Regions from separate parts of the Homo sapiens genome. Here region 2 is linked to region 1. The links are chromatin contacts, found by Hi-C or POLR2A ChIA-PET in ENCODE. All regions are on one chromosome and are shown on one strand. Each heading gives the region's core, a stretch centred on a gene start or an enhancer-like site at or near the end of the contact. The rest is flanking DNA. Distances are from core to core; before and after follow the strand shown. Region 1 overlaps CREB3L2 (cAMP responsive element binding protein 3 like 2). Region 2 overlaps HIPK2 (homeodomain interacting protein kinase 2).

Region 1 (4,139 bases), core at 965-3,464:
TCAGTAAAGAGCAGGAGAGGCAAAGAGAGGAGCTGGTCACTCTTAGAAATTAATGAGGAATTTTATTGATGGCCAGTGGAAAATTGTTTCCTAGTTTGCCTTTCCCAACTCCTCCCTCTCAGTTGAAATCCTGAGGACCTTCAGCCTATAGCTCTAGCAGCTTTGGAGCCTGTATGGAGAAATCCCATGTCATGTATTTTAGGAGCCTGGGCCACTGGTTGGGGAAGTCTGAAAGTAGGCCTGATTTTTACAGGTGTCTGCAATGCTTGGGGTAAGCCCTGGGCACCAGCAAGTCTTCTCTTCCCCTTTCTCTGGTTGTGTTTGTCTAGGCCTGGGGTTGCCCCCCACCAGTTTGGAACCTTTTTAACTGAGCCTGTGGTCACTTGCATAACTCAGCCTGGGTGACCACTCTCCTGAGCTGCCCCAGGCCAGGCGAACCCACTGGAACAATGAAGCTCCTGCTCTGCCCATCCCCACGGTCTAGAGCAAAGAGTCTCAGTCTTGGCTGCACATCACACTTACCTGGGAGCTTAAACAACTTTGATGCCTGGGTCCCAGCCCAAGAGATTCTGATTTAATTGGTTCTGGGATGAGGCCTGGGCATCAGGCATTTTAAAAGCTCTCCCAGTGCTTCCAAAGTGAAACCGAGGTGAGAACTACTGGCTTGGAGTATGACTACTCAAAGCATGGTCCATGGTCTGGCAACATTCATCTCCTGGGAGTTTGTCACAAATTCAGAATCTCAGGCCCTACTCTAGACTTTCTGAATTATAATCTGAAGATCCCCAGATGATCCATGTGCATGTAAAATTTGAGAACTGCTGGCTAGAATATTCTGCTGCCTCCTGTGAGGCTGATTGGACTCACCCATCATCCGCATGCACCAGGTACTGATGCCAGATCAAGCTAGATGGAGCCCAAGAAACTGATGTGGCCTCCCCTGGATCCCTTCTTGGGGATCTGTTCTACATCTGAGTCAGGCTCCCTGCTGTCTCCATTTCTGACTGATCCCTTTTATACCTGTCCACTCAGAAGTCCCAGCATGTCTCAAGGCCAGAGATTGAAAGAGCCAGGCAGTGTTCTTTGTTGTTGTTGTTGTTGTTGTTGTTGTTGTTGTTGTTTTTGAGACGGAGTCTCGATCTGTTGCCCAGGCTGGAGTGCAGTGGCACGATCTCGGCTCACTGCAAGCTCCGCCTCTCGGGTTCACGCCATTCTCCTGCCTCAGCCTCCCGAGTAGCTGGGACTACAGGCGCCCACCACCACGCCCGGCTAATTTTTTTGTATTTTTAGTAGAGGTGGGGTTTCACCATGTTAGCCAGGATGGTCTCGATCTCCTGACCTCGTGATCCGCCCGCCTCAGCCTCCCAAAGTGCTGGGATTAAGGTGTGAGCCACCGCGCCCGGCCGGCAGCATTCTTATATTAAACTAAGGACTGGTAGGACCAGTTGCAGCCTGTGCTTTTTGATGTCTTGGCCTGATGACCCGCCCTTGCTGTGCTTTATTTGGTCAGCCTGGCAGAGCCTGCCATCCTGACCCTGGAGGGTAGGAACAGGAAAATCAGGCTAAAAGGAAAAGTTTCATGAAAGAAAATGGGTACAATATGCTAGAGCTGTGATCAATTAGAACAGAGATGACAGGCACAAAGCACTCGTATTCTTCCCTCACTGTGTGTCCTGAACATGCTTGTTTTTCAACACAGATCTTTCCCCTACTGAGCTCAGACTTGGTGCTAGTTCCTCTGTCAGCAGGGCACACCAGGCAGATATGGTCAATTACTTAAGATGCAACTATTTTGAAATTTCTTTTTCCCAGAGTAGCATCATTTACTGCTCTCGTTGTGAGTCTTGAGTTTTGTCCCACAGCTTCCAAGTTCTCAGATCACATCTCTGAGATGCCATCAGACCTTCGCCTCATCCCACCATGCATGGGGCCACTCTCTAGGCCCTCACAGGCAGTTGGTGAAATGAGTGTGTGTTTCTCCTTGAGGTTTTCATCCACGGCTCTCTTCCATAGATGTTTCCTGAGCCGCACTCTGTGCCCAGTGCTGCAGTGGGCTAGGAGTTGGAAGAACACAAACTTTGTGGGGACTCAGCTGCCTGCCTCAGCTGCGTCACTACTGCCCTAGTCAGGATAGCCCCCCTTCCTCTCATTCACCCAGGGGGAATGACAGCACACTGAGTCACTCAGCTTCTTGACCCCTGTGTCACTGCCTGACCAGTGTCTTACGTTCTTTTCCCACTCACCATTATTTGAAAACGATATGACATGACTTCCTAACCTTTACATCGTACCGGGCCTGCCATTGCCAACTTCCAGAACCACCTGCCATCTTGGTTGATTTGAGCTCAGGAGTCAGGCACAGGAAGGAGTGAAGCTGGTCAGAGACATCATAGGGAGGAGGAGGGACGGAGGGGATAGGAAAGTTCAGGACCTGCTTAAAGGAAGCAGCTGCCACTTAGCTCCAACAGACCCTTACCATATAGGAATTTGGACCCAGTGTTTTCAGCTGTTCTGACTTCAAAAGATGTTAGAAATACAGATTTTATATGTGTGTAAAATCTCTTGCTTTATATATAGACAGATAATCTCTAGAGAGATATATAGAGAGTTATCTCTGTATAGAGAGTATATCTCTGTAAAGTCGTCCAGAAGTCAGGATAGTTGCATTTTTGGGCTCCTTGTGCTCCATGGTCTCTGATTTGTTTTTATTTATCTTGGTCTCTCTGCTTCATTTGTAAGGTGAAATGATAATACCTATTGATTTCACAAAGCTGATATGATGACTAAGATTGTGAGGAATCTCTTCAGAAAAGGCTAATTGTAAGGCATCAAGTTTGAATTGTAAGGCACTTTTGGAAACTGCTTCTACCTTCCTCCCCTCCCCTCCCCTCCCCTCCTTTTCCTTTCCTTTCCTTTTTTCCTTTCTTTTCTTTCTTAGTCTCACTTTCTTGCCCAGGCTGGAGTGCAGTGGCATGATCTCGGTTCACTGCAACCTCCACCTCCCAGGTTCAAGCAGTTCTCATGCCTCAGCCTCCCCAGTAACTGGAACTACAGGTGTGCGCCACCACACTCAGCTAATATTTCTGTTTTTAGTAGAATCAGGGTTTCATCATATTGACCAGGCTGGCCTCGAACTCCTGACTTCAAGTGATCCGCCCACCTCAGCCTCCCAAAGTGCTGGGCGTACAGGCATGAGCCACCACGCCCAGCCCTACATTTCTTTTTAAACAAAACAAGATTTGTGGTTACATATGGTTATCTATCTGTCTAGATAGATAATCTATCTGTCATTTATTGCCTTCAAAATGAAATTAATTTTCAAGGTTTTTTGGAAATGGCTACTAATGATGTAGTTAGATGCCCAGTGGGTTATACCAAGATTCTTTCCTGAGTCACTATTTGTCATTCCTTTTTCCCAACCCTTGTAAGTATTAACTGTCCCCACAGTCTTATTTTATAATCGTTGTGTTGTTGCATAACCATTTCACTTGTGTGCTTTGGGTCTCTTAGAGGACAGACGTGGAGATGCTGCTTACCGGTAGCTTCTGCCACCTCGGCACTTTGGTTTTGGACTGTCTGGACTAGAAAATCTAGGCAGGGTTTATTGCTAATCCCACTTTCTTCCTTTTGCTGGATTTTGAGAAGCCCTGCAACCCCATTTCCATGCAGACTTCCACTGTGGTTGGGAGTCAGAATAACGGGGGAGGAACCTGGGAAGGATGGTGGGAGGTGCAGGGGCAGGGGCCGTGTTTAAGTGTGGAAGCTCAGGGGGTGTCTGTCTTTAGACCTGAATTTCCCCTTCTGCAGCCTCATTTCTAAAGGAATAAAGGGAATTTTCTCTTTCCACCTCCCAACCCATTCCTTGGCCTTTGCTTCATTTGTCGATGGTTGATGTTGTGTGTGGGTGTGTACGTGCAAGAAGATGGCAGGCTGCCGTCTGCGTAGCCTATATAGCTTATGATGTTCCACAGGCTCCACCCACTGGCCTCTCCCACTGTCTCTGGGCGGGGCTCATGGGAGGCAGAAGCATTCTCCCCTATCCCTTTGGTTGCACATTTGAATTACTTGGGGAGATTTTTAAAAAATACTAATGCCTGAGCCCCACTCAAAACTGACTAAATTAAAATGTCTGGAGGTGG
Region 2 (4,139 bases), core at 1,640-4,139, 1.7 Mb before region 1:
CCAGTCCCAGTTCATGTCACTAGATTGGGGGTCCACCTCACAGCTCCAGAAACCTCAGGTCAACCCCACCCAATCGGTCACATGCTAACTTCCTCTCTGGTGATCTTTGCACAAACATATAACTCACAGCATGGTGTCTGGTTCTTGCTGACATCAACTTTGTAACTGTTTTCAGATTATTTTTTCTTTTCTCCACAGTAACTCTCAGGCTTCTTGAGGTCAGAACCATGCATTCTTGTTTTGCTGCCACCTCCCCACCTGCCTGCCCCTCATGCTGTGTCGAGTCCGCATGTGAGAAATAAGATGAGAGTCACTGGCAGCAAAGTGAGTGCCGACATTTAAATATGGAAGCAAGTCTGGGGCCCCAGACTCCAAGCGCCTAGTACCTGTGGCCTTGCTCACTGTTTTTCATATGCTGTCCTCTGGTCTTGTTTGTAAAGTGACCTGTTGCACAACCTGTCAGTACCCTGAAGGTCAGTGACTGTGTCCACACCTCTTTGTGTTCTCGGTGGTTAGCATAATATTTTTAACATAACGGACTCTTTTTAAATGTTTGGTGATGACACAGTCACTGAGCAGGATGTGCTGTAAGAAGAAAACATACTCTCCCTCATTCTGTGAATTAGTCAGAATATATCAGGTTAATAACGGTAAGAGCAAGCTTCTGTTGGTCTGATGCACCAGCATCTATTGGATCAAGCAATTAAACCCATGTCAGTCATTTTGGTACAATAGAACTAAAATTAGACACAGCATAAATACAATCAAGACGTGAGCACGTTTCCCAGCATTAGCCTTACGATGACAAAGGCAAATGCAGAAGTGTGCGAACTTCCAGGACAGGTCCGGAGATGGCTGTTCCAGAGAAGAGCCAGGGTGGATGGCAGGAAGCGGCAGCTGGGATGGAACCTCCAGTCCATATGTGGCACCTCTTTTACATCTTCATCGTAAGCGCTACCAGGAGTTTGAAATGCAAAAGTTTTAGAAATATAAACCAGGCTTTACTTAGTAATATTCATTAATGACCTAAACCAAGAGAGAATCTCCTACTTAATGAAGTGATTAATTAGCTCTGGGAATTGAAGTCGAAAACAGAAGACTAATTGATTAATAGATTACTGTGTTCATTTTTCTTCCTTTCGTGGAAAGGAGCCAGAATTTGGTCCATGCCAGGTTTGCTGCTTTGGGCTAGCACCATGCTGCCTGGAATCTGTTCTCGCCTTTCCCACGTAGCCTGTCTGCTTCCCATCCTCATGCCTTTCTTCCTGCCCTCTCCACAGGTGGAAGGCCTTCCGTTTAAAACCTTGCTCTTTCAGGCTCAGCACGCATCTCATCCCCAGGATGGATTTGCGCTCTTCTGACACTACCGAGCTCTCCTTTAAGTCACCGTTTTACCTAATCAATACCATACGGCTTAGCATTTAATTTTTCTTATTGCTTTATGTGTGGAATAATGGAAAAGAATTAAAAGATTGAAAAACCAAACACCCACCTCACTCCACATTAGGTGTGTCAAATCTGAGCTGATGAGAGGCCTTCCCCACCACAGCTCTGAGCACCAAATGAGATGATGTAGGGAAGATTCCTTATAAACTAAAAAGTGCCGCACAACATTTAGTTATTGGCACCGTCTTTTTTATATATTAATCTTAACTTCTCTACTATATTTGTAATTAAAATCTCCAGCCAAAAGTCAGCAAATTTTTCTTTTTTTTTTTTTTGAGACAGTCTCACTCTGTCATCCGGGCTGAAGTGCAGTAGGCTCATCTCACTGCAACCTCTGCCTCCTCAGCTCAAACGATTGTTCTGCCTCAGCCTCCCGAGTTGCTGGGACTACAGGCGTAGTCTGCAGTCTGCCTAGCTAATTTTTTTTTTTTTTTTTTTTTTTTTTTTTTTTTTAGTACAGATAGGGTTTCACCATGGTGGCCAGGCTGGTCTTGAACTCCTGACCTCAAGTGATCCACCTGGCTCACCCTCCCAAAGTGCTGGGATTACAGATGTGAGCCACCACGCCCTGTCCAAAGTCAGCAAATTTTTTAACATTCCTTAGGAATGGGCTTTGCTCTGTGCCAATTTTAAAAAGTCAGACTTCTTCAGGTTACCTACCATCACTGTAGGTAGAAGGATAGGGAAGACCCCACATGAAACAGTTAGAGAACTTACATGATAATGGTAAGCACCTGGTGTCAGCCCAGTCTCTACGTCCCTCCTCACAGCTCCCTCAGCCCCTGGGAGTCCTCACACAGATGGCCTATGACAGCCCTCAGCCTCCAGGGGCTTCCCCAACCCACTTAGTGTTACAAAAAGAGGCAGAAGCTGATCAGAGAGGAGGTTGGGGGAATTTGGCCGTATGCTCAGAGGCATTGGTAGCTAAGTGACTTTTTCCCAGACAGGCTGGTCTCCTGTAAGAGAGAGAGAGAACTGACAGATTATGCGAGAGAATGCGGCTCCGCCACCATCAAGGTCAGAAGCCTGCCCCTACTCTCATTATGTGTTGCTAGCCAACACACTCCTTCAGTTTGTTTCCAGCTGATCATCTTTCTGTCTTCTGCATTCCCAGTTCGTAATCTGCACTCTCTTCTCTCTCCACGGGCCCCAGAGCAGATGGGTCACTTCTTTTGGTTTCAAATACAATTTAGTGGCCATCTTCCCTCCCATCTTTTTCATTAAAAAAAAAAAAAAAGTTCTAACCACTGCTTTTCTAATCACCACTGTTCTAGCCACTAGGACTTTCTGTCCTCCACAAATCTATTGCTGTTAAAATATTTGTTTTGATTGTTCCAGGTGGTAAATGTTACCTTATGGGCTTTGTTCCAGCTCGCATTACTTTTTGCAAGGAGGATACTAAGTTCTAAAACATTGAGTCATACCATGACTGAGAATAGTGAAAGTGCAAATTCTTTATTAATACAGAAGTTAAAGATGAGGTAGTCATGTAGAAGACAACCTGCGATGATTAAATAAACTATGATTCTGGTTCAGTGATTCTAATTAATCACCAGAAGTGAATAAAAATGTTACTTGTGGCCAGGCGCGGTGGCTCATGCCTGTAATCCCAGCACTTTGGGAGGCTGAAGCGGGTGGATCACCTGAGGTCAGGAGTTCGAGACCAGCCTGGCCAACATGGCGAAACCCCATCACTACTGAAAATACAAAAAATTAGGCGGGCGTGGTGGCAGCGCCTGTAGCTACTCAGGAGGCTGAGGCAGGAGAATCACCTGAACCCAGGAGGCAGAGGTTGCAGTGAGCCGAGATCGCGCCATTGCACTCCAGCTGGAGCTACAAGAGCGAAACTCCATCTCAAAAAAAAAAGTTACTTGTAATTATTTTTTTTGAAGTCTTCATGTTCTAAGTCAAGACTTAAACTGACCATTTTTTTTACAAATAGTTAATGGTTACTTGGTATGACATATTTAGAACTTACCCAGTAGTTTTTATCATCTTGACTGGTCCTCGCTATGAAAGATATTTTATAATTTCATGCCAACTTACATAAATGTAGCATTTGATTTTCAGGTAACTAAATCACTAGCTAATCAATTCTACTTATCTTCAAGTGTTATGAGGTAGATGTAAATTCCGTGAGGGCAGGGAGTCATCTGTAGGCGAATCATCTGTTTTATTCCCTGCATTATCTTTAGCATCTAAATCAGTGTTCAGCATACACTGTGGTCACTAGATAAATATTGAACAATGAATGAGTAAGCTATAGACATAAACTATAAGAAACTCATAAAAATCTTTTATAAAAATCTAGAATCATATAATGTTAAACTTCAGATGTATCTTTTTAAACCAGAGGTATAAGTAGCAAACAAATGGGAGGAATTAAAAAATTCTTTGCCTTGAATCTGAACTATCACATTCAAGGCTTAGATTTTAGTGATGACCATTTCTCATAAATGCATTAAAGTCACTTCATTAAAACTTGATTCTCAGCCGGGTGCAGTGGCGCACACCTATAATCCCAGCACTTTGGGAGGCCGAGGCAGGCAGATCACCTGAGGTCGTTCGAGACCAGCCTGGCCAACATGGTGAAACCCTGTCTCTACTAAAAATGCAAAAAAATTAGCTGGGGTGGTGGCGTGCGCCTGTAATCCCAGCTACTTGGAAGGATGAGGCAGGAGAATTGCTTGAAC

The links. Hi-C counts contacts between places; a loop is a spot of excess contacts on that map. ChIA-PET counts read pairs that join two places held with the same protein, here RNA polymerase II (POLR2A). Pooled maps may share reads with other maps.
Region 2: a loop to region 1 is called in a pooled map of posterior vena cava, with 17 times the contacts of the local background. The contact joins two enhancer-like sites. A Hi-C loop is called at or near these places in 1 of 37 single-sample maps with no recorded cell type and 3 of 50 pooled maps. POLR2A ChIA-PET finds 5 or more read pairs at or near these places in 1 of 52 experiments (Caco-2).

What each region holds. Positions count from the first base shown.
Region 1 is chr7:137,976,711-137,980,849 of GRCh38, reverse strand. The region is part of intron 1 of CREB3L2 (cAMP responsive element binding protein 3 like 2); the gene reads left to right. Among named protein-coding and RNA genes, the nearest start is that of CREB3L2, 23 kb to the left of the region's middle. RefSeq lists an enhancer at 1,684-2,612. Within about 2 kb of position 2,214, at least 16 of the 41 ENCODE cell types and tissues checked have a DNase peak (open chromatin) inside an H3K27ac peak, as active enhancers do.
Region 2 is chr7:139,671,646-139,675,784 of GRCh38, reverse strand. The region is part of intron 2 of HIPK2 (homeodomain interacting protein kinase 2); the gene reads left to right. Among named protein-coding and RNA genes, the nearest start is that of HIPK2, 100 kb to the left of the region's middle. RefSeq lists a silencer at 2,880-3,029. Within about 2 kb of position 2,889, at least 5 of the 41 ENCODE cell types and tissues checked have a DNase peak (open chromatin) inside an H3K27ac peak, as active enhancers do.